4 separate regions of the Homo sapiens genome follow, and all the other regions are linked to region 2. A link is a contact called in ENCODE Hi-C or POLR2A ChIA-PET data. All regions are on one chromosome and are shown on one strand. Each heading gives the region's core, a stretch centred on a gene start or an enhancer-like site at or near the end of the contact. The rest is flanking DNA. Distances are from core to core; before and after follow the strand shown.

Region 1 (5,880 bases), core at 2,107-4,606, 820 kb after region 2:
AACTTTTCCTTCTTTCCTTTCTGCTTCTTTTCTTCCTCCTCTTCCCTGATATATATTTTTTTACACTCATGAAGTCAAGTCCAAAACTTTGGATGCATCATCTACGTTAACCTCAGATAGATCTGTGTGAATGTGTATAATATTGAAATAACTGGGACAACACAAGTAATTTGGCAAGAGTCTTCCCTCTGATTTACTGGCTGTGTTTCCTCCAGCAAGTCACTTTGCTTAGCTGAATCTCAGTTTCTTAACGTGTAAAATGGGAGTAATAATACTTAATCCATAAGATTGCTAAATACATATAAGCTATCTTTCACCAAACACTTACTATGTGCCCACTCCAGAGGTCACAAATTTAAATGTCCTCCTGGGGTCAGGTGAGCACTGTGAATGGAACTAGTTGCAGAGAGGGAGGATGGTGGTGGTGGGGATTATGGGAAACTGGAGGGAATGCTTCCCTCATAGAAAAAGAGTAGCTGTACTTAGGTTCTGGTTTTCAAAGTATGGTCCCTAGCCCTGCAGCATTGGCATCACCTGGAAACCTGTTAGAAATGCAAATTCTCAGGTTCCAGACCTACTAATCAAAACTCTGGGGATGGGGATCCTGCAATCTGTATTTTAATAAGCCTTCCAAGTGATTCTGATGCATGCTTAGGCTGGGCACTGTGGCTCACACCTGTAATCCCAGCACTTTGAGAGGCCAAGGCGGGCAGATCACCTGAGGTCAGGAGTTCGAGACCAACCTGGCCAACATGGTGAAACCCCGTCCCTACTAAAAATACAAAAATTAGCCGGGTGTAGTGGCGCCTGTAATCGCAGCTACTTGGGAGACTGAGGCAGGAGAATCGCTTGAACCCAGGAGGCAGGGGAAGGGAAGGGAAGGGGAGGAGATGGGAGGGGAGGGGAGGGGAGGGAAGCCTGGGGGACAGAGCAAAACTCAGTCTCAAAAAAACAAAAACAACAAAAAAAATGATTCTGACGCATGCTCAATTTTGAGACCTGCTGCTCTAGCTGATGGTTGTTATATCTAAGATTGCAGGACTGTGTTGCCAGATCTTTTACTTTTTCCAAGAGAAGCTAGAGGTTTATTTTTATATGAAATTCGCTACTTTTAAATCTTGGCAACTAATTTAAAAATTTAAAACATACTGTGTAGTTAATAATGTATGTGCTCTAGCCAGATTTGCAACCTCTGATTTATGCTTTTTCCTTTAACCCTTATAATAATCTTATAAAACCCTTATAATAATCATCCAAGACTGTTAGGATGATACACAGTTTATGCAGGAAGAAGATGCAGGCCCAAAACATGAAGTGTTTCTCTAAGTCACATAGCCAGAAAGTGGCCATGGATGCATTGTCCCTGATTGGGCATGGATGCATTTGGTTCTAAAGCCTCTGCCCTTTTAAATGATGTAAAGAGAATATCTATAACTATACCTAGCACGGAACTTGGCACCACAAAAGCTAAACATCTGATGCCATTGACTGATGAAAATTCCTTCCCCATCCTTCTGCCTGGCCCTGCCACTCTCCCTCAGTCTGTATTCCTGTAAGAGAGAGCCAATCAATAGGGTGCTCATAAGGGCCTGGGAGGAGCAAGGCTGGGCAGTTTCCTGGCCCAGGGAGCTGAATAGGGCCCGGAAGAAAGCTGTTGGCAGCAGTGCCTGGGGCTGAATGTACAGTAGCCAGCTGGGTCCACGGGCTAAAAACTGGCTGCTCACCCCAGTGTTCTCTTTGTGCCCTAGACTGGGTTTCACTAGCCTGTTATGGGCTGTGTTCCCACCTGGCTCCTGCCCTCATTGTTGACTGAGCTCAGAGTAAATAGCCCTGGCCCCTCCCAATAACGTCCCCAGTCCCCAAGTTGAGCATGAGAAGCTGGGGGAGGTGTTCTCAGCATCCATTTTGGGGACAGTGGCCAGATGTACTCACATCACCAAACCCTACTCACCTGTCACTATCATCCCAGTGTTCACTGCCCCAGGGCCCCTCTAGCCTCCAGCAGCAAAGACCTCCTGGGGCTTCTAGAACCTCAGATCATTGGAGCAGGAAGCACTTCTTGTCTAACTCCCTGGGTAACTCTGTTTTGGCACTTAACCCCCTGGATTCTAAAGCTTCATTTATACTTATTGGTCTCCTTCGTCACAGGAGACACTTATCTGTGGAGCACTCATGGCCATGTATCCAGTACCTATCATGGGTCAGGCCTGGAGTCCCTGTGTCAATCAGTGTGGATCTACTCTCAATGCTCCCAGTGAGTACATGGTTGTTCCGTGGCAGGAACGTTGCATTTGTGTTCTCACTGAAGTCCCATATAGGTGTCATTTTCACTGATGATGTGGCAGCTCAGATCCAGGAAAGGATTCATTCCAGGGCCCTCAGGTGGGAAGTGGTGGAGGTGGGAGTCAGACCCCAGACCCTGTCACCCCTTCAAGACCAGTGCTGGAGGGCCCCTTTTGACGACTTTCTCTTCACCAAGCGTCTTGCCCTGCATATGTCACACAGTAGGCACCCAGTGAATATTTACGACGGAATGGAAAAAACAAGGGCCTGGAGGGAGAGACCTGGGTTCAAAACCTTATTTGTACAGCTTTGCAGGGGACCTTGTGGTGGAGGTGCGGTCCTAAATCCCTAAACACTCAGTTCCTTTGTCATATACAGCTGATAACAGTAACTCCCCGGTCAGAGGACCGGCGACAATTCCTTGAGACAAGGAGCACAGAGCCTGGCACAGTCAGCCCTGATCAGGGGCCGGTAGGACAAAGAGAGGGAGACAGAAACACACACCCAAACGGCTTGAGACTGCTAGGTGCTTCACCTTCCTGGGCCTGTTTCTGATGAGGAGGGTTTGTTTATTAATAATAAGTGCTATTTCTGTAGCCCCTACTATGTGCTCTGTATCACTACCCTAGCCCTCCATCAAGAGGGATCTGCCCTCTCATCTGGCTGACCCCAAATCGAACCCTTTAACCCGCATGCTCTACTGCCTCCCTGCGGGCCCTGCCTTATCCTCCTCAACCGCCCACTGGGGACACTCTGGAGAAACCTCGGAGTCTTGGAATAGAAACCCAGGAGCCCTGAGCCTTGGCCCTCAGGCCCCAGGAGGGAGGTCAGGAGGGAGGCGTGGACAAGGGTCCGGCCGTAGCTGGTCCCGTCCTGGAAGCTGCTTAAGTTCCTGGTTCCCACCGGGGCCAAGAGTGATACCTGATCCTGGGGGATTGTGAAATGACCTCATGTGGCAGCCCGCCCGCGGTGCCCGCAAAGCCCTCCACCCTCCCCTTCCCCGCTCGGCTCCACCCCTACCCCACGCCCCCTCCCGCGCGCGCGGTTAAATCCCCGCACCTGAGCATCGGCTCACACCTGCACCCCGCCCGGGCATAGCACCATGCCTGCTTGTCGCCTAGGCCCGCTAGCCGCCGCCCTCCTCCTCAGCCTGCTGCTGTTCGGCTTCACCCTAGTCTCAGGTGAGTGGGGCGGGGAGAGGCCCGGCGCCTAGAGGGGCCGAGCCACGAGCGCCAGGATGGAGCCAGGCGGAGGCGTAGCCTCTGGAGGCTGGGGAAGTGGGAATTCCGGGGGCGGAAGTGGCGGGGACCCTTGGAGCCTAGGGTGTGGGGTCCAATGTGCTGGAGGTGGAGAGACCACTGATGGCTGCAATTTGGGAGGATTCTGTGCTGAACGCGGACACTCCGTGGCTGCAGTGGGCTGGGGGTGGGGGCTGCTCTGCCTCGACCTCGGAAGCTCCGAGACGCTCAGCTGTGCGGCGTCCCCTAGGGCTGAGATCTGAGGGCCCCGACGCCAAGGGTTAGGGAGCTCTCGTACTCCCAGGGGTCAGGGACTCCTGGTCTGGAAGAAGGAGTCTCTGGGGGCTGTAAGGGGACTCCTAGGGCCAGAGACTGAGAATTCCTTGGGGTTAAGGTTTGGAGCAGGAGGTGGGCATCCTCTGGGGCTGGCGCTACGCCCCACCCTCGACTGTCCCGGGCCTCCCCTCCCAGGCACAGGAGCAGAGAAGACTGGCGTGTGCCCCGAGCTCCAGGCTGACCAGAACTGCACGCAAGAGTGCGTCTCGGACAGCGAATGCGCCGACAACCTCAAGTGCTGCAGCGCGGGCTGTGCCACCTTCTGCTCTCTGCCCAATGGTAACCCCACGGCGGCCGAGCGGGAACGGGGCGGGGCCGCGCTGGGCTGGGAGGAGGTGGGAGGGCCCGGGTTCCGGGAACAGGGGCGCCCCCGGACCCGGGGACCCCCGGGAAAGTCAAGGCGGTTGAAACCAGATCCGTCAGTCCTCTCCCTCGCACGGCCCAGGGGTAGACAAAGGCGTCGTTGAAACGCAGCCAAGGGGGGGTCCCCACCCCTAGCTGGGATTCGAGTCTCTGGTGCATGACGGGCTTCCGGGCACGCACAGCCGGGACATTGTTCCCCGCGGCCTGGGGACCCGGGGCCGCAGTTTCCTTCTCGAACCGGCCGAAGCCTGCCCTGCGGGAAAGCCCGGAGCCTGGGGCGCTCACCTCTCCTCTTGGAGTCCCTCCCTGGGGGCCTCCCCCAGCCCTGGGGAAAGACTGGGAGAGCCTGGCCTGGCAAGATTTTCCCCAATTCCTCTGTCCAGGCGGAAAGGAACTTTACAGATTTAGGAAAATGCCCCGCTCATCTTAAAGATGTGTAAGGGAGCATCGGTGAGAAAAAAATGTTCTTGCCCAAGGTCACACCGCCATCCCATGGCTGCTGGAGTCATAGTGAGGGTTCAGCTTTTGCCTTTCAGGCCAACTGGCTGAGTGATTCGAAGAAAGTGAGGAATCCTCCCTGGACACTGTATCGCCCTTCGTCGTCTTTCAGTCAATCTCTTCCACTCTAAGGATTGAGTGAGCGCGAGCTGGGGACTCTCTCAAAGGTGCTTGCTGGAGCTGCAGTCTCCACCAGGCTATCAGAACAGGGGGTGGCTTAAACAGCATGGAATCTCAGCTTTCCGTTCTCCAGAGGAAAATGCTGAGGATTAGAGGCAGGGATAGGACCTGGAGAGAACCAAGGTACTGTAATGATGTTCTTTATCCAGAATACAGCCCCTGTGACTTTTCCTCTCTGTTATTTCCTTGAAGATGCCAGCACAGGCTGGGAAGGTTTGTAATACGGTGACCCAAGACACCGATCAGCAGGGAGGTGGTAAGTGGAGGGGGACTGGCAGCCCACCAAGGGCAGCTTCAAGGTCATGAGTCCCCTCCTCTGGGCCAGGGAGAGGAGGACCAGAAGGAGAGAGGAAGATTTGGAGAGAAAGCAGGCAGCAGCCAGATGAGAGAGGTGGAGGAGCAAAGGAGGGAGTCTTTGCTGTTTGATGGATGAAGAATTTGTTCCCTTATCTCAGATGGACAGACTGAGGCAGGAAGAGGGACAAGGTCAGATGGCCTCCTGAGCCAGGGAGGCAGCCTGGAGGTTTGAATCCTAGTTCTGCCATTTTCTAGTTATGTGATCCTGAGCATGTTGTTTACCTCTCTGAGCCTCTGCTCTAAGATGGGAATAATTCCAAACTCTATAGGATTGGCATGAGGACTAAATGAAATAATGCATCTAAAGTGTCTATTAGTGAGAAGATACTCCATACACAGTGGCTTGTTTTGATCATAAATGGTTCCCTATTTATTTCCAGGGCAGCCCAATATTACAGGTTCCTACTCCTTTCAAGAGAATGAATTTCTTTGTATTAGGAAGTCAAGACTGTTGGCAACTTAACAACATTTTTTTTTGTATTTATGCTTTAAGTTCTGGGGTACACGTGCAGAACGTGCAGGTTTGTTACATAGGTATACATGTGCCATGGTGGTTTGCTTCACCCATCAACCCGTCATCTACATTAGGTGTTTCTCCTAATGCTATGCCTCCCCTAATTCCCAA
Region 2 (6,561 bases), core at 745-3,244:
CCCAACATGTTCGCAATCAAGGAGCCTTTTTTTTTTTTTTTTTTTTTTTGAGACAGCGTCTCACTCTGTCACCCAGGCTGGAGTGCAATGGCGAGATCTCGGCTCACTGCAAGCTCCACCTCCTGGGTTTATGCCATTCTCCTGCCTCAGCCTTCTGCGTAGCTGGGACTACAGGCGCCCGCCACCATGCCCAGCTAATTTTTTATATTTTTAGTAGAAATGGGGTTTTGCCATGTTGGCCAGGCTGGTCTCGAACTCCTGGCCTCATGATCCACCCACCTTTGCCTCCCAAAGTGCTGGGATTATAGGCGTGAGCCACTGCACCCCGCCAATCAAAGAGCTTTGCTATTGCCATAGGATTCACATCAGGGTACAGTGGGTCCCCAGCCCAAGGGCAGAGGGAGCCCAGAGCATTTAATAAAAAGACTGCAAAGGGGAGGCGCCAATCATGGGCCCCAGCTCCAGTAAGACGTGAAGGAGGCAGGGGTGGGGGTAGGAGGGCTTGTACAGCACCTCAGTGCTTCCAGCTTCTGACGGGGAGTAGCTGAGCATTTTCCCTGGGCTGGGGGCATCAGTAGTGGGGGCCAGGCCTCACCCTCCTCAGAAGGTAGGTGGGCTCTCCACAGCCTGTCTCCCTCACTGACACATGCACACTCACTGGATTCTCACCGGCACTTTTGTGATAGCTGTCATCATCATTCACACCTATTTCTTTTCTTTTCTTTTTCTTCTCTTTTTTTTGAGACAGGGTCTCGCTCTGTCTCCCAGGCTGAAGTGCAGTGGCACCATCACACCTCACTGCAGCCTCAACCTCCTGGGCTCAAGCGATCCTCCCGCCTCAGCCTCCTGAGTAGCTGGGACTACGGGAGTGCACCACCACACACACTTCCCCTAACTTTTTTTATTTTTTGGAGAGACGGGGTCTAGTTTTGTTGTCCAGGCTAGTCTCAAACTCCTGGACTCAAATGATCCTCCCGCCTCAGCCTCACAAAGTGCTGGGATTACAGGCGTGAGCCAACCTCCTGGGCCACTCACACCTATTTCTTAGAAGGGTAAGTTGAGGCTGACTGCAGCTGACTCCTTCCCCAACCACTCTCACACCCTACTGGCTGACTCACCCTGCTTGGCAGACTCCTGGGCCCCTCCTCTCGGACTCTGCGACAGGCCAAGGGGGTCCAGACCCTCCCTGACCCCAACAGTCCCAAGACGCCACAGCTGGTGGGCGGAGAAACAAGGGGATTCTCCCCTGGGGCCAGTGGCCATGGCTTGGCCTCGAGTGAACCCTGCTAGGGCCCCAAACCCAGGGCCTACCTAGCTCCTGTTCTTCCCGCGCGGGGGAAGGGGGGTGCTCTGCTCCCCTCCCTCCCCTTTCTGGCAGGGCTCACGGTTCTTCCCCGGGGCGCATCCACAAACCTGAGCTCCTTGGCGCTCACCACCATAACGCTGGCGTACAAAGCTGCTTCCATTCACTGAGCACTCAGTAGGCGCCGGGCACAGCACTAGGTGCCTATCCGGCGTAGACATCGGGCCTGATCATACAGCTGAGCTTCAGAGACCTCAAGTCCCTGCCCAGGCCCACACAGCGCTCAGCGGTGCTAGGATGCCCACTTGACAGACAGCGAAACTGAGACCCAGAGGGGTCAAGTCAGGGGCAGAAGCAGACTCTGGAGGCCTCCGGGTTCTGGACCTTCTCTGCCCCATTGTCCCTGATTAGCCCGCAAGCAAGCCACGGCCTAAGCCGAAGGAAGAACTCGCCTGCAGGAGCCCCCGTTCGTTCCCAGGGTTTGGACGCCCCGGGCTGGGCCCCGCTAAGCCCCTCGGGCCGCCCAGGCGCCGGACCCCCGTCCCCGGAGCCCCCGCGCGCGCTCACTTTGGGCTTGTCGAAGGCGGGCGTCTGGGCCATGGTGCCCTCGTGCGCCCCGGCGCTGCTCCCTCCGCCGCCGCTCGGTGGGTCTCTGCCGGCTCGGTGGCCGCTCGGCTTTCCCTGGGGCCAGCGGTGGCCGCGGCCGGCCACGCTCTTCTTAACGGGCCGGGCCCCGCCTCCCGCCCCGCCCGCCGCCGTTCCCGGGGCCCGCCCTCTCGCCGGAGCCCCCGCCCCGCCCGCCGGCCTGGATCGCGCATTTCCTGGAATTCTGGACCCGGCGTCCTCGCCCGCCGACCCGAAAACTACGGCCCCGCGGCGCCCGACCGGACCCACCTGTGGGCGCGCGCTCCAGCCGCCTCGCTGGGCGCTGCCTTCCCCCCGGCTCCTCCAGCAACTTTCAAGCGTCCCCCTGCAGTCTGGGCGCTGCTGTGCGCCAGGCCCAAGCTAGAAGCGGGGACCCCGGGAGCATCGCAAGCCTCGAGCGGCGTGCCTTCCACCGGATAGACGGACGCTCGTCGCAGAAACACACACCATAATTGTATAGTTAAGGAACTTTCGAGGGGGGCCAGCCGTGGCCTGCAGAACCTGCAGGAGTTCATCAGGGGTGGGTGGGGGTGGAGAGGACATTCTACGTGAGAGACTCCAGGGAGCTGGGAGTGAAAGGAGGCGAGGAAGGCTGGAGCTCGGAGGGAGGGAGAACACAGACAGTCCCCTCCTGGGCATTCACCTTTAAGAAACCCGCCCAGGCGCAGCCAGAGACCTGTGCAGAATGTTCACACCAGCGCTATTCCGAATAACAGGAACATTGGAAACACCCTCAAATGCCCCTCCACGGGCGAGTGGGCAAATAAACCGGAATATTCACACCATGAAACGTTAGACAGCAGTGAAACGGAATGAACTTCAGCCAGACAACAACAGAAACAATGTCTCAGAAACAATGTTGAGTGAAAAAAACTAAGTTGCGGAAAACTGCATACAATGGTGCAACTTTTAGAATGTGTAAAAGCAAAACCAAAAGTATGTATGTTTAGACACATGCATCGGTGGAAAAAATGTAAAGCAAGGGAAAGATGAGCATAGATACGAGAAGAGTGGTTATCTCAGGTGAAAGGGAAGGAGCCGGGAGGAGGTAAGGACGGAGGGAAATAACACGCGGGTACAGGTTATTTATTTATTTATTTATTTATTTATTTATTTATTTATTTATTTACTGAGACGGAGTTTCGCTCTTTCGCGGAGGCTGCAGTGAAGTGGCGCGATCTGGGCTCACTGCAACCTCTGCCCCTCTGGCCCGCCTCCTCCCCACCGCTCCCCCGCACCCCCAGCGTTTCAAGCGATTTTCCTGTCTCAGCCTCCCGAGTAGCTGGGATTATAGGCGCCCACAACCACGCCTGGCTAATTTTTGTTTTTTGTTTTTTTGTTTTTGTTTTTGTTTTTTTGAGATGGACTCTTGCTCTGTCGCCCAGGCTGGAGTGCAGTGGCGAAATCTCGGCTCACTGCAACCTCCACCTCCTGGATTTTAAGCAGTTCTCGGCCTCAGCGTCCCGAGTAGCTGGGATTACAGGCGCGTGGCACCGTGCCCTGCTAAGTTTTGGATTTGTAGTAGAGACGGGGTTTCACCATGTTGGCCAGGCTGGTCTCGAACACCTGACCTCACATGATCCACCCACCTCGGCTTCCCAAGGCGTGATTACAGGCATGAGCCACCACGCCTGGCCACACACAGGTTATTGATAATGTTCCAGTACTGGGGTGGATGGTAGCTTCATTTCATTTCATCATAAATAAATTAACAAACCCATAAACAAGGGGGAAAGAGAGAGTGGGAGAGTGGAGAGCAAGGGGCTAGAAGGTCTGATGGGAGCTGAATCCTGCCAGGGATGTGGGACCCAGCGATGGTGTGGGATTCCTAGGAAGTCAGTGGAGTGTTTTAAGTGGAGGCGAGACAAAATCACCCTTTTATTTGGAAAAAATATTCTCCAGCTACTGAAAGTGTGATCCAGGGATCATCAGCACCCACATCACCTGGGAGCTGACTACAAATGCAGACTTTCAGACCCCATCCCAGACCTACTGAAGTAGAATCTGTATTTTATACAAACAGGACCCCCAGGTGGTTCGCACCCACAGGGCACTTTGAGAAGCCTGGGCTCCCTGCTGTGAGGGGAGGGCATTACAGGGGGCCAGCGGGGGTGAGGGAGGACAGGATACCAGGAAGGAGGCAACTGCCATGGTCTGGGTAGGGCATAGTGATGTCAGTGGGGGAAGTGGAGAAACTCATATTCAAGCTGCATTTAGGGTGTAAAATCAGCTGGATTTGGGGTTTGGTTGTATGTGGGAGTGAGGGAGAGGGTGGCTGTATTAGTCCATTATTTTCATGCTACTGATGAAGACATACCCGAGCCTGGGCGCAGTGGTTCATGCCTGTAATCCCAGGACTTTGGGAGGCCAAGGCAGGAGGATCACCTGAGGTCGGGAGTTTGAGACCAGCCTGACCAACATGGTGAAACCCCGTCTCTACTAAAAAAAAAAAAAAAAATACAAAATTAGCCAGGCGTGGTGGTGTATGACTGTAATCCCAGCTACTCGGGAGGCTGAGGCAGGAGAATCGCTTGAACCTGGGAGGTGGAGGTTGTGGTGAGCCAAGATTACACCATTGCATTCCAGCCTGGGCAACAAGAGCGAAACTCCATCTCATGAAAAAAAAAAAAAAGACATACCTGAGACTGGGTAATTTACAAAAGAAAGAGGCTTTAATAGACTTACAGTTCCACAATGGTGGGGAGGCCTTGCAATCATGGCAGAAGGCAAAGGAGGAGCAAGTCACGTCTTACATGGATGGCAGTAGACAAAGAGAGAGCGCCTGCAGGGAAACTCCCATTTTTAAAACCATCAGATCTTGTGAGACTTATTTACTATCACAAGAACAGCATGGGAAAGACCATCCCCCATGATTCAATTATCTCCCGCCGAGTCTCTCCCACAACATGTAGGAATTATGGGAGCTACTAGATGAGATTTGGGTGAGGACACAAAGCCAAACCCTATCAGTGGGTCTCATACATTGTCAAAGCCAGGGGAGTTTTTTGTAAGATCCTTTCTTGGCTCTCTGTGTTACTCGGGTTCAATAATAGGGGCTGCCATTTACTGAGACAGGTTTGGAGCCAGGTACACTGGGAAGCACTTTATAAGCACCCATCCCATTTCATCTTTACAGTCATCCTCAGATGTAGGAGGTGTTCTCCTCATTTTACAGATGAGGACACTGAGGTTCAGATAGAGAGACAGCCTGCTTGGCTCATGGGTTGTAAGTGGCAAAACTGGGGTTTAAATTTGAATCTGACTCGAGAAACTTCACTCCCCACCTTATTGCCTCCCCAGCCTCTCATGACATTCAAGTCCCTCTTCAACATCAGTCCCACCACTTCCCACCACATTGCTGAAATGCCAATCAACCTAGATGAGTTGCTGGTTGCTTAAGGGTGACACAAATTATTTGCAATTCTTCACATTGCAAGATGGAGTCTAGGTTTCCTCCTCTTGGACCTGGGCTGGCCTGAGTGACTTGTTGGAGTAATAGAGCGTGATGGGAGCAAGCTTCCTGGATTTCCGAGCCTTGGTCATAAAGAAGCTTTGTGGTGTCCTTTGGGGCCTCTTGAACATTCTCTCTGGGAACCCAAGCTTCTAGAAGAGACCATCATGCTAAGAGAGTCCACATATGGCCATTCCAGTTGACAGTCCCACTGAGCCCAGGCTTCCACCATCCCTACGAAGACAGCAATCATGTTAGCGAAGCTGTGTTGGGCCATCCAGCCCAGCTGCCCACTGAAAACCAGGCTTTGGTCAATGCCATGTGGGACAGAAGAATTACCCAAGTAAGCCCAGCCCAAATTCCTGACCTATAGTATTGAGATATGTAATGAAATGGATGTTATTTTAAGCCATTGTGTTTTAGGGGGAGATTGTCACACAGCAGTAGGTAACAGGAATGCTTGCTTCTACCTGCCCCAGCCCTCCAGCCTCTGCACCTTAGTCACTTCCATCCTGACACCTGGAAAACCCTTTACCCAGATCCTAGACTATCAAAATTCTGCATTCCAAATGGGTCAGATCCAAAGGGCCAGGCTGCGTGATGCAGTTCTTCTGTTTGCCCCTGCAGGTGCACTCTCCACCCTTCTGCACGCTGCTCTGCTCCTCTGTGTCCGGCAGCCATGCTGCTGTGGGTGAGACCAATGGGCTCTCCTGCCCTCTGGCTCTGGTTGGGTTTTGTCAACAGGGAGCACCAGCAGGAGAACAGCAGATGAGAGGAGAGAGGTCAGGATATTCATTCCCCCTTTCCCTCGGTGCACAGTCACTGGGCTGACTGTGTCTCTCTACCAAGGCCACATCTCCTGTCAGTCCTCCTGGCCCACCTCTCCATACCCTCCCCATTCCAGATTCCCTCTTGCCTATTGATTGATTGATTGATTTTGAGACAGAGTCTCACTCTGTCGCCCAGGGTGGAGTGCAGTGGTGCAATCCCAGCTCACTGCAACCTCCACCTCCTGGGCTCAAGCAATTCTCATGCCTCAGCCTCTGGAGTAGCTGGAATTACAGGCACCCACCACTATGCCCGGCTAATTTTTGTATTTTTAGTAGAAACTTGGTTTTACCATGTTGGCCAGGCTGGTCTTGAACTCCTGACCTCAAATAAT
Region 3 (6,654 bases), core at 4,155-6,654, 980 kb before region 2:
GCCTGACCAACATGGTGAAACCCCATGTTTCTACTAAAAATACAAAATTAGCCGGGTGTGGTGGTACATGCCTGTAATCCCAGCTACTTGGCAGGCTGAGGCAGGAGAATTGCTTGAACCCGGGAGGCAGAGGTTGCAGTGAGCCAAGATCATGGCGCCATTGCACTCCAGCTGGGCAAAAAAGAGCAAAACTGTGTCAAAAAAAAAAAAAAAGCAGGTATTGAATTAGTTTGATTCCTTGAATCAAGTAATTGAATTGCTTTCCTTCCTCCTTCCATTGAGATCCACATTGTTGTAGAAAGTGTCCCTTTCCAGGCTGAGTCCTTGGCCTCTTATGTCTATATGGCCACTTGTTTGCTACCATGTCTCTGTTCTCTACACTGATGCCCTGGAGTGGGACAGAAGAGTCTGAAAAACATCCCTTTGTTTCAAAATCTCTCTCTCTCATTTTTAGTAGAAACGAGATCTAGCTGTGTTATCCAGGCTGGTCCTGAACTCCTAGCCTCAAACTATCCTTTCACCTTGGCCTCCCAAAGTGTTGGGATTACAGGATTACATGTGAGCCACTGAACCCAGCCAACAGGTGTATGTAATAGTTTAAGGAGACTTGGTATTTAGGTTTTGATTTAACAAATTTTTTTGTACAGACGGGGGCGGGGGGTCTCACTATGTTGCCCAGGCTGGTCTCGAACTCCTGGCTTTACACAATCCTTCCACCTTGCCCTCCCAAAGTGCTGGGATTATTACAGGTATGAGTCACTGCACCTGGTCCCAAATCTCTTTTTGAGACAGAGTCTTGCTCTGTCACCCAGGCTGGAGTGCAGTGGCACAGTTTGGGCTCACGGCAACCTCCTCCTCCTGGGTTCAAGTGATTCTCATGCCTCATCCTCCTGAGTAGCTGAGACTGCAGGTTTGTGCCACCATGCCCAGGTAATTTTTGTATTTTTAGTAGATATGGGGTTTCACCATGTTGGCCAGGCTGGTCTCAAAGTCCTGACCTCAAAGTAATTTGCCTGCCTTGGCCTTCTAAAGTGCTGGGATTACGGGCATGACCACTGTGCCCAGCCTGAATCTCTTTTGATGACCCATATTTTATGAGATACAATTCAAACTCTAGCATTCCCAGCTTTCTCACTTGAGGTCCAAGCCTTTCTAACTCTCCAGCCCAAATGTTAGCTTTGTAACATTGCATCCACTCAATTTAAATGGAATGTGTAGAACCCCTTCCATGAGTACCTACCAGAAGCCAAGCTATAGTAAAGGTCTGAAGCTTAAAATGTGCACAGGCTGTCCTTTCTCTTGAGAGAGAAATAAAATGGTGGAGGAAGTGTGATGAGGACAAGAATGATAAGGAGGATGCTCTGGAGGTGGAGGGGGAAGACTCCAGCCAGAAGGGCCATGTGATTCTACTTATCATCAATTAGTGTTTGGTGTCCAAGCTGGTGCTGAGCCCTGAGCATTTAATAAATTGATTTGACCCTTATCTTCCCAACACAGGGTCAGGCCTGGGGGTTGGGGCAAATTGTGGAATAACCAAATACCTGGAGCCTCCCTGTCCAAGGAGGGCGTGTTCAGGAAAAGTTTCCCAGCAGAGATAAATTCTGTATGTTACTAGTCCAGAGTCCAGGGACCACTCCCAGGTGTGGTTTCACTCGGGACACTGGGAATCCTCTCTCCAGGGGATATCTGTTGGTATGATGATAACTGGAGAGGAAATGTGTGGAGATCATCAGATTCCATCTGGCACTAGGGTGATCTCCCTGCTGCCTGACTCACAGCACTGACTCCAGGCTTCTTTGGCTCTGGGGCATTGGTTAACTGGCCCCAGTTCCAGGTTGCAAGTGCACTCTGCAGCTGTTCCCTGCCTCTTGCTTTGGGCAGATACCTTGCCCAAGCTGTCAGGTCCTGCCTCTCCCTGAAATGGGATGACTAATGTGTGGACCTCAAAGGATAAGAGTGAGGGCAGCTGAAGAATTACAGTAGTAATAATAGCTAACAGTAATATAGTTCTTTTTTTGCTGGGCGCGGTGGCTCACGCCTGTAATCCTAGCACTTTGGGAGGCCGAGGTGGGTGGATTGCCTGAGATCAGGAGTTTGAGACCAGCCTGGGGAACATGGTGAAACCCCGATCTCTATTAAAATACAAAAAATTAGCCAGGCGTGGCGGAGTGCTTCTGTAACCCCAGCTACTCGGGAGGCTGGGGTTATTGAGACGGAGTCTTGCTCTGTTGCCAAGGCTGGAGTGCAGTGGCACGATCTCAGCTCACTGCAACCTCCGCCTCCAGGTTCAAGTGATTCTCCTGCCTCAGCCTCCTGAGTAGCTGGAGTTACAGGTGCATGCCGCCACGCCCGGCTAATATTTTATATTTTTAGTAGAGATGGGGTTTCACCATGTTGGCCAAGCTGGTCTCAAACTCCTGACCTTAGGTGACTCACTCGCCTCAGCTTCCCAAACTGCTGGGATTACAGGCATGAGCCACTGTGCCCGGCCAATATAGCTCTCATTATGTGCCAGGAACTGTTTTTGGTGCTTTACACATATTAATTTATTTAATCCTATAATTACCTACAAAGTATAGTGATTAAGAGCATAGACTCTAGAACTAGACAGGCCAGGTTTGAATCCCTGCTCTGCCATTTACTAGCACTGTGACCTTGGGGAAGTCTGTGCCTCAGTTTTCCCATCTGCTAAAAGAGGATAATCCCAGTATCTACCTCATAGAGTTGTTACAAGGATTAAATGAGTTACAATTTATAAACAGAATGCTGGCTGGAAATATTAGCTGGGCATGGCGGCGTGCTCCTGTAACCCCAGTTACTTGGGAGGCTGATAGTTTAAAAACTATCTAAAATTTTGATAAATCCCATTTTTCCAGGTGAGAAAACTGAGGCACAGAAGAGTTAGGTAATTGGCTGGGCATGATGGCTCATGCCTGTAATCCCAGCACTTTGGGAGTCTGAGTCGGGTAGATCACCTGAGGTCAGAAGTTCAAGACCAGCCTGGCCAACATGATGAAAACCCATCTCTACAAAAATACAAAAAATAGCCAGGCATGCTGGCGCATTCCTGTAGTCCTAGCTACTCGAGAGGCTGAGGTGGGAGAATCATTTGAATCCGGGAAGTGGGGGTTGCAGTGAGCCAAGATCACACCACTGCACTCCAGTCTGGGCAATAAAGCAAGACTTGGTCTAAAAAAAAAAAAAAAGTTAAGTAATTTGCCTAAGATACCGCAACTGAATGGTGGAGCTGGGACTCAAACCCCAGGAAGTTTGGCTGTGGAGGCTGTGCTTTCAATGAAGTGGGCATGTCCACATTAATTACTTTATAAGGGGAGTGGGCGGGAGAAACCCTGAATTAAGTGATGTGGAAGCTTCTAGCACTTAAGATGTGAGTTAGTCTTCCTTCTGTGGTAAGTGAAGTTTGCAGCAGCTGGTGGCTGGACTGTCCCCAGGTGGCCAGCAGCTTCTGGAAGGGGGCTCTGAGGCCTGAACAGGGGCTAAAAGGCTGGGGTTTGATTTGGTTTCTTCAGCGTCCTGTCTCAGAGCTCATTTATCTTCCTCTCAGCACTGCTCCCAGGAAGTCCAGTGTGACTTGATCCTTGGTACTTGGTAAATGTCAATCTAATATAGAAAACCTTTGCTAAATCTCAAGGAAAGACAGTCTCACTGTCTGTCGCCCAGGCTGGAGTGCAGTGGCGGGATGACAAGGGCTTGAGCCCCTCGAACTCCTGGGCTCAAGCAATCCTCCTGCCTCTGCTTCCCAAGTAGCTGGGATTACAGGCATTCACCACCACAGCCAGGTAATTTCTTAATTTTTTGTAAAGACAGGGTCTCACTCTGATCCCCAGGCTGGTCTCAAACTTTTGGACTGAATCAGTTCTCCCACCTCGGCCTCCCAAACTGCTAGGATTACTGGCATGAGCCACTAAATCTGGGCTAATCTCTGGGAGTTTAAACCCAAGGTAAACAATTCAATGCAACAAACCTTTGCCTGGGGCTTCTTATGTCAGGTCTTCTACTGGGCCCTGGAGATACTGGTGTGCATTGAGAGGCCACCTGGACCTCAGGATGCTCCCAGTTCAAAGGGGGAAATGCAGAAGTCTACAGGCAGATTGTGGGCAGTGGACCCCAAATTAAATAGGAATCAGCCACGTGGGAGGGGCAGGAAGTGTTCCTGCCCTGGGTAATGGCTCAGGCAAAGGCAAAGAGGCCGTTTCTTTTGGCCAGGGCTGGGTGGTGGTCTGGAAGATCAGATAAATGTGATTGTGGAGTAAGGAATTTACCCTGAGGGAGAGGAGGATGGTTTTAAATTCTGGAAAGAGCTCACGCCTGCAATCCCAGCACTTTGGGAGGACAAAGCGGCAGGATCTCTTGAGCCCAGGAGTTTCTAGACCAGTCTAGGCAACAGCAACATAGCAAGACACCCCCTTCTCTTAAAAAAAAAAAAAAAAGCGCAGTGGCTCACTCCTGTAATTCCAGCACTTTGGGAGGCCGAGGCGGGCGGATCACGAGGTCAGGAGACCTATACCATCCTGGCCAACATGGTGAAACCTCGTCTCTACTAAAATACTAAAAAAAAAAAAAAAAAAAAAAAAAAATTGCCGGGCGTGGTGGTGTGCGCCTGTAGTTCCAGCTACTTGGGAGGCTGAGGCGGGGGAGTCGCTTGAACCCGGGAGGTGGAGGTTGCAGTGAGTCAAGATCGCGCCACTGCACTCCAGCCTGGCGACAAAGCGAGACACCGTCTCAAAAAAAAAAAAAAAAAAAATCAGCCGGGTGTAGTGGCGAGTGCCTGGTCTTAGCTACCCGTGAGTTGAGGTAGGAGGATCGCTTGAGCCTAGGAGGTGGAGGTTGCAGTGAGCTATGATCGCGAAACTGCACTCCAGCCTGGGCGACAGAGCAAGACCCTGCCTCTAAGAAAAATGAACAACAAAAAATAAAGTCTATTAAGGAGGGTCTCTTGGAGGCAGGAGAGGAAGCAGGGAGAGGCACAGGTAGGGTGAGGAGCCGCTTTAGGGTGCGGCTCTAGGGACCCAGTAGTGGCTTGGACTAGCGTGGGGGATTCCGCCCTGGCGCTTTCCCTGGCTGGCTCTCCCATGCTCGCGCCTCGCTCCCCTTCCTCGGTCTTCGCTATGTGGGATACTCCTGGGCCGCCCCGGACTGACACGTGAGCCAGGCCTCGGTCACATCCCGGCCCGCTCCACAACTCCGAAGTAGCGGCCGCCGCCCCTGTCCTGCAGCCGGCCCTGGAGGGTCTGGGCAGGTGCCGCCCCGCAGGCCCCGCCCCGCCCCGCCCCCTGGCTCCGCCCCTCACTCAGGCCCCTCCCCCGGCGCCCGCGCGCCAGGACTGGGCGGCGCCGACGCGCTTGGCGGGAGATAGAAAAGTGCTTCAACCCGCGCCGGCGGCGACTGCAGTTCCTGCGAGCGAGGAGCGCGGGACCTGCTGACACGCTGACGCCTTCGAGCGCGGCCCGGGGCCCGGAGCGGCCGGAGCAGCCCGGGTCCTGACCCCGGCCCGGCTCCCGCTCCGGGCTCTGCCGGCGGGCGGGCGAGCGCGGCGCGGTCCGGGCCGGGGGGATGTCTCGGCGGACGCGCTGGTGAGACGAGCCGGGAGGGCTTGGGCCCCTCCCCCTCCCTTTAACTCACCCCTCCCCCACCCAGATACCCCCGACCCTCCCCAGGCTCCCACCAAGCTGGGGTGTGTGTGTGTGTTGGGGGTGGGGTGTTTCCGCGGAAATGCTGCGTCCTGGGCCCTCTGAGGCAGGGGCGCGCGTAAAGCTGGGGGGCTCTTGGGCGTCCCTCGCGGCTCCCCAGGCCTGTTGGGCCTCGGAGCTGGGACGGGCGGGTCTCTTGGGACCCGGGCCAAGCCGTGCATGATGTCATTTTGTCTCCCGCCTAATTGCGGGATGGGGGTGGGCCGGCCGGTGTCAGCTGGCAGGGCCTTCGCCGGCGAGGGAGGCGACCCCTGGGAGCGAGAGGGAGTCTTCAAGTCCCAGCCAGTGGGAGACCGAGCCTGGGAGGCACTTGTTGCAGCCTAGTTTTGGGTCAACTTGGTGGGTGGGCTTTGCTCCTTAACATTCCGGGGAGCACAGAGTCCCCCAAGCCCTCTCCCCTGGACTGAGAAGGGTGCTGAGTTGGGGGCTCTTTTGTCTCTCCCACCTGGGTTCCGCGCCCCAGCTTGGTTCGGTTTGAGACCTCTCTTCCTGTTCCCACGAGGAGTTTTGGGCAGCTGGGGTTGAAGGTGCGGGGGAGAGAGAGAGTCCCTGGGGCAAAGGCAGGAACTGCGGTCTCCATTTTACTTATTTCCCCAGAGACTTAAGTGGCAGAGCTGAGCCCGGAGCCAGGTCTGTGGCTCCAGATCCCTGTCTTACACCTGTGCGCCTGGGGCCTGAGCTCCAAGCTTTTCAGCCTGCCTGGGAGACAGGACAGTGGGGTCCTGACCTCTTCCCTGCCTGGATCGCTGCAGCTCAGATAACCTTCGTTCCCTCTTTTTTTTTTTTTTTTTTTTTTTTGAGAAGGAGTCTCGCTCTGATGCCCAGGCTGGAGTGCAGTGGCGCGATCTTGGCTCACTGCAACCTCCGCCTCCCAGGTTCAAGCGATTCTCCTGCCTCAGCTTCCCGAGTAGCTGGGACTTCAGGCACGTGTCACCACGTCGGG
Region 4 (5,870 bases), core at 3,138-5,637, 900 kb before region 2:
ACCCCCTGGATGGTCACTCTGTTTCTGGGATATTTAACCCCTGAAACTGTCCCCTGAGCAGCTGTGTCACCCCTGACCTGCTGCTCAGTGTCACCCCCTCTTTTATTTTAAGAAACAGAGTCTTACTCTGTTGCCCAGGCAGGAGTGCAGTGGTGCAATCATAGCTAACTACAGCCTCAAACTCCTGAGCTTAAGCAATCCTCCTGCCTTAAGCAACCCTCCTGAGTAGCTGGGACTACAGATGCATGCCACCATGCCTGGCTAATTTTTAAATGATATTTTGTAGAGACAAGATGTTGCTATGTTGCTCAGGCTGGTCTCAGATTTCTGGGCTCAACCAATCCTCTTGCCTTGACCTCCCAAAGTGTTGGGATTATAGGCGTGAGCCACTGCGCCTAGCCTCATCTCTCCTGTTTTCATGTGTGCCTTTGTAAATTACTTGTATTTCACTGGTTACTTTTTGTTTCTATAACATGTTTTATTGTGACACATAAAATGCAGGAAAAAATGCATAAAGCTCATATGTGCAGGTTAACACAGGACTGTAAAAATATCCTACACAAAGAAGGAGAACTGGGTTCCCTGGGGCCCCCACCATCTCTTCCCATGACAGCCTCCTGATCCCCAGAGAAAAGCACTATCTTTTTTTTTTTTTTTTTTGAGATGGAGTCTCTCTCTGCCGCCCAGGCTGGAGTGCAGTGGCACAGTCTCAGCTCACTGTAACCTCTGCCTCCCGGGTTCAAGCGATTCTTCTGCCTCAGCCTCCCGAGTAGCTGGGACTACAGGCGTGCACCACTACACTGGGCTAATTTTTGTATTTTTAGTAGAGACAGGGTTTCACCATGTTGGTCAGGCAGGTCTCAATATTCTGACCTCAAGTGATCCGCCCACCTCGGCCTCCCAAAGTGCTGGGATTTACAGGCGTGAGCCACTGTGCCTGGCTATCCTAATTTTTATAACGCTAATTTCTTTGCTGTTCTTTATAGTTTCACCACTTAGGAAAGCCCTTGTTTGTTTTGTTTGTAAAATGACAGTCTTTTTATTTATGAAAATCTTGGTAATCCTGGTTTTGTTTTCATCCCCTCCCCACCATGTCCCCTCCTCTCCCCCAGCCCACCATTTATGGCAAGTGAAATCCACCTCTGTTTACTGTGGGTATTCATTTCTCTCTTAACATGAATTATAATACATAAATACGTTTATTAAAAATTTTTTTTTGAGACAGGGTCTCGCTCTGTTGCCCAAGTTGAAGTGCAGTGGGTGATCATAGCTCCCTGCAGCCTCCAACTCTTGGGCTCAAGCGATCCATCCTCCTGCCTCAGCCTTCTGAATAGCTGGGACTACAGGAGACAGCCACCACCACACCCGGCAATTCAGAGAAAAATTAAGTAAAGAATAGCATGTATAAATGAGATGGGCAAGATGATGAAGGTGGTACCCAAAGAACTGAAGTTTGGGAAACGTTGATTATCTTCCATTTATGAAGAAAAAAAAAGTCTTGGGGAGGTCTCTGGAGGGTCAGGGACTGGAATCCAGGTGCGCTGACCTAGGCCGACGTGGGCCACCGGGACACCACAGCCCTTGGGGCGCCGGCGGCCGGTGTTCCTTCAGGGAGCCCAGAGGCTGCAGTGCCGCTATGCACCACCAGAGGGCAGCACGGCCCCGGCTTGCGGCTCCCGGCCACTTCCCACGCGGGCGGCTGGGGTGGCGCTGGGCGGCTCTCCCTGGGGATTCGGGTTTGCCTGGACTCATCTTAGTCCAGAGATCCTCAAACGAGCTCTGGGACACACTCCCTTCTAAATTACCTGGGTGCTTGTTAACAGTGTAGAGTTTGGGGCCTTCCTGGACCTACAGAATCAGCATCCCTGAAGCTCCAGGTGTGTGGCGTGGGAGCTAGGGGGTTTGGACAGTGGGGTGCTGGTCAGGGGAGTTTTGAGAACACTGCTCCAGGGAGGTGGGCACTGTCTCCCAGGGTCAGAGTTTGGGGGTGATGTGTGTGTGTGTGCGGAGGATTATCACACACACCGAGAGGGATTGCCGGTCGGAAGCCTGGGCTTGCATTTGGGCCCACCTCTTACTTGGATGGGTGGCAAATTCTTCGTTAAGCATTTTGCATCTACGCACCCTCCATTTGACCACCCATCCATCCATCATCCATAAATATATGATAACTAAACCCTTACCATGTGTCCCTTCTGTGTGTGGAGATATAGTGGTGAGCAACACAGACAGCGTCCCTGCCCTCCTAGAATTCATGCCTGTGTGGAGGAGCCAGATAGCAGCAAATAATCCCTCAAATATAAAATTACATGTTAGGCTGAGCGCAGTGGCTCACACTTGTAATTGCAACACTTTGGGAGGCCAAGGTGGGAGGGTTGCTTGAGGCCAGGAGTTCAAGACCAGCCTGGGCGATATAGCAAGACCCCATCTTTACAAAAAATTTAAAATAAAATTACAATTTATAGGAGCTGCCTTGAAGGAGGAGGGATTCATAGGGTGCTGTGTGGATGAAAAGAGCTCTAGGAACCTGAGGATGTGAAGGATTCTTCCCTTAGGAAATTATGCTTGAATTGAGATCTGAGGGTGAGAAGGAGTGAACCAGGTGGAGTCAGAGGGAAGAGTGTTTCAGACAGAGGAAACTCATGTGCAAAGGCCCTGAGGTGGAAATGAGCTCACTGCCTTGGCAGAAGAGTGTGGTTGGAGCAGGAAGGAAGAGAGGGACTGGCTAGACCTGGGGTGTGGGCAGTAGACAAGGACCAGTACCCTCAGGTTCTCAAATTTCCCATCTTCAAATGGGGCAACAAGAGAACCATCTATCTTGCAAAGAGGATAACATGTAATGATGAGCCCAAAGCATCTAATGTAGTGCCTGGTACACAGTTGGTGTCAATATTGGGGGTGGGGGTGGATCTGGGCAGAGGGTACAGCCTGGTTAGAGAGCTGTGGGGAAGCACTGGGCAACTGCGGGGACCAGAGCTGTCTTGGCCACCTGCAGGGACCAGCTGAGAAGTGTGTTTAACCACAGTGAACATTACCGTTGGCATCGCTGTCTTGTTGAAAACAAAGTGAAATTGGAGAACATACTGTTGTCTTGAACTAGGCCAAGATGACTAATTATTAGACTCACTTTTGAAAGGTTACCATATACAGACATGCGCTGAGGTGGAGAGAGGAGAGTTTGGAAATCTGATTCATTCTGAAACCCCAATAGATGGAACTCTTGCTCAGTTTCTGAGCATAATGACTGTGAACATTCGGTTTAACGCAGCTGTCACCACAGGCAAGGTGCAAAACAAAATGTTTCGTACCAGCTCCTTGGAGTGTCATGGGGCAGCTCATGGCAGCCCTGGGGAGATCTCTGCTAGATGGTGAAGGGTGTGCAACGTGGGTGCTGGTGTTGGGGAATTGAGGGGACGCCAGACCTCAAATCTGGGATCTGAGTCTGAGGGATGGCTTTGCCACAAGTGGACCATGTGGCTTAGGTTAACTTCCTCCTTTCTTTGGGCCTTAGTTTCCTCATCTGGAAAATGAAGGGCTAGACCAGATGCTCTCCAAGAACTTCTCTAGTTTTGTTGTTCTATGGCCTTTGCTGGTGGTGTGACTTTGGATGTTACCTTCAGCTCCTGGGTTTTAGTTTCCTTTTGAGCATTTTAGAGTTCCCCAAGAGTGTTGGTTTATTTCACTCCCCATTTGCTGCCCCCACCAATGAAGTCTAGCGACTCGAAATCTCCTTCTCCAGACTCCACTGAGAACAAACCACCCTAGTTCCTTGCCCTGTGGGTCAGTGGTTTAATCTGGGGATGCGTGAGTCCCTTGGTCCTGTCTGGAGATGCATAAATCCACTGTGGCCCGATGTGGGGATTCCAAGTCCTTGAGGTCTAATCTGGGGATGCATGTGGTCCAGTACTCACAGACCCAAGGGGGCCTGAAGGCACCTGGACCCTTCAGGAAGTCCTGTCTCTGGGACTTACAAGGGAACATTCGTGAAGCTGGTATCAGGGCTGAACGTGGATTGGGGCTTTCTGAGGGCCAAGTGCAGGCACTCATTTCCTTCTCACATTATTCCCACCTCTGAGGGGCAGAGGGTCTAAGTAATTTTCCCAAGGCCACACAGGGAGCAAGGGGCAGAGGTGGCATGTGTGCCCAAGCCTGTTTGATTCAAACTGTCGTTAACTTTGGAAACTGACCCCACCATCTCATTTATTTCTCACAACAAATACATCCATTAACAGGTATCAAGGCTTAGAGGCTTCATAGCAAAACAGAGTGGAGACCTGGTAGGTAAGCAGGCAGCTTCCAGATTTCTCCACCCAGCCCCCACTTCCTGGCCAGGAACTGGAGGCAGGGAAGTTCCATTGCCCATATAGCTGCATGACTTTTCATTTGCCCGTTCCTGTGGTCAGACTCAGTGGTGTGAGACTTCCTGTGGTTGAGCCGAGTGATGCAAGAACGTCGCTGTGCAGGGCTGTGGTCCTACACCGTCCACTTTATTGGTTGTCTAAGACATCTTCAATGGTAAAATGGGAAAGGCATAGTTTTTGTCCTGAACGTTGTCCTTACACCTAAGCCAGACTTGATCAGATGCCACATGGGGCGTATCCTCCTGAGCATCCCACGTCTACCGCCTGCCTTGGATGTCTGACATCAAGTATGTAAGTGCTTGTGTCTGGACCTGAACTTCACTCCAAATAGCGGGGTTGGCTACAGGTCAGTTACCCATGTGAGATTATAGTGCCCTGACTGGTTATTCTTTTTTTTTCTTTTCTTTTCTTAAGACAGGGTCTAGCTCGGTTGCCCAGGCTGCCGTGCAGTGGTGTGATTGCTCTGCCTCCTGGGCTCAAGCCATCCCCCCACCTCAGCCTCCTGAGTAGCTTGAACTACAGGCATGCACCACTGTGCCAGCTAACTTTTGCATTTTAGTAGGGATGGGGTTTTGCTATGTTGGCCAGGCTGGTCTTGAACTCATGGCCTCAAGTGATCCACCCACCTTGGCCTCCCAAAGTGATGAGATTACAGGCGTGAGCCACTGTGCCTGGCCACCTGACTGGTTATTCTTATCAAGATGAGAACAGAACTGAAATTGAACATAAGCCACCATTAATTATCATCAGTAATGTATTTAAGAATATAAGGCATAATTTTAAGTTACACTAAAATAAATATAAATGGCTTGACACAAGTAAACGTTCTTGCTCAACCCTTGATACCCTCTAGGGATGGATCTGAAGATCCATCCCCTAGACACATGAATATGATTTTTCAAATCATTATTATTACAGTTTTATAGAGACAGGGTCTTACTCTGTTGCCTAGGCTGGAGTACAGTGGTGTGACCACGGCTTACTCCTGGGCTCGAACTCCTGGGCTCCAGAGATCCTCTGTATTCATCTGTTCTCGCACTGCTGTAAAGAAATACCTGAGACTGGGTAATTTATAAAGAAAAGAGGTTTAATTGCCACATGATTCTGCAGGCAATACAGATGCTGGCATCTGCTTGGCTTCTGAGGAGGCCTCAGAAAGCTTCCAGTCATGGTAGAAGGTGAAGGAGAAGCACACGCATCGCATGGCCAGAGTAGGAGTGAGTGGAAAATGGGGCACTGCTACACACTCTTTTTTTTTTTTTTTTTTGAGGCAGAGTCTTGCTCTGTCACCCAGGCTGGAGTGCAGTGGCGTGATCTCAGCTCACTGCAAGTTCCGCCTCCTGGGTTCACGCCATTCTCCTGCCTCAGCCTCCCAAGTAGCTGGGACTACAGGCGCACACCACCACGCCCGGCTAATTTTTTGTATTTTTGTAGTAGAGACGGGGTTTCACCGTGTTAGCCAGGATGTTCTTGATCTCCTGACCTCGTGATCTGCTTGCCTGGGCCTCC

The links. A loop is a pair of places that touch in the nucleus more often than their neighbours do. ChIA-PET counts read pairs that join two places held with the same protein, here RNA polymerase II (POLR2A). Pooled maps may share reads with other maps.
Region 1: a loop to region 2 is called in a map with no recorded cell type, with 3 times the contacts of the local background. The contact joins the promoter of WFDC2 here to the promoter of ADA in region 2. A Hi-C loop is called at or near these places in 2 of 37 single-sample maps with no recorded cell type.
Region 3: a loop to region 2 is called in a pooled map, with 7 times the contacts of the local background. The contact joins the promoter of MYBL2 here to the promoter of ADA in region 2. A Hi-C loop is called at or near these places in 1 of 37 single-sample maps with no recorded cell type and 7 of 50 pooled maps. POLR2A ChIA-PET finds 5 or more read pairs at or near these places in 3 of 52 experiments (A549, B cell and SK-N-SH).
Region 4: a map with no recorded cell type shows a loop between it and region 2 (6-fold over the local background). The contact joins the enhancer-like site here to the promoter of ADA in region 2. A Hi-C loop is called at or near these places in 8 of 37 single-sample maps with no recorded cell type and 8 of 50 pooled maps.

What each region holds. Positions count from the first base shown.
Region 1 is chr20:45,466,397-45,472,276 of GRCh38, forward strand. It overlaps WFDC2 (WAP four-disulfide core domain 2), which reads left to right and starts at 3,357. Exons shown (of 4, transcript NM_006103.4): 1 at 3,357-3,464; 2 at 3,993-4,136. The coding sequence starts at 3,386. RefSeq lists silencers at 4,022-4,211, 4,232-4,281.
Region 2 is chr20:44,649,705-44,656,265 of GRCh38, forward strand. ADA (adenosine deaminase) reads right to left here and starts at 1,995. Exons shown (of 12, transcript NM_000022.4): 1 at 1,871-1,995. The coding sequence starts at 1,903. RefSeq lists enhancers at 1,444-1,553, 1,784-2,767 and a silencer at 1,804-2,193.
Region 3 is chr20:43,661,710-43,668,363 of GRCh38, forward strand. It overlaps MYBL2 (MYB proto-oncogene like 2), which reads left to right and starts at 5,405. Exons shown (of 14, transcript NM_002466.4): 1 at 5,405-5,594. The coding sequence starts at 5,575. RefSeq lists silencers at 5,200-5,494, 5,231-5,610 and enhancers at 5,200-5,494, 6,261-6,310.
Region 4 is chr20:43,748,281-43,754,150 of GRCh38, forward strand. The region is part of intron 1 of LOC101927200 (a long non-coding RNA gene); the gene reads left to right. Among named protein-coding and RNA genes, the nearest start is that of GTSF1L, 24 kb to the left of the region's middle. RefSeq lists a silencer at 1,584-1,743 and enhancers at 3,183-3,382, 3,573-3,642, 4,143-4,222. Within about 2 kb of position 4,388, at least 3 of the 41 ENCODE cell types and tissues checked have a DNase peak (open chromatin) inside an H3K27ac peak, as active enhancers do.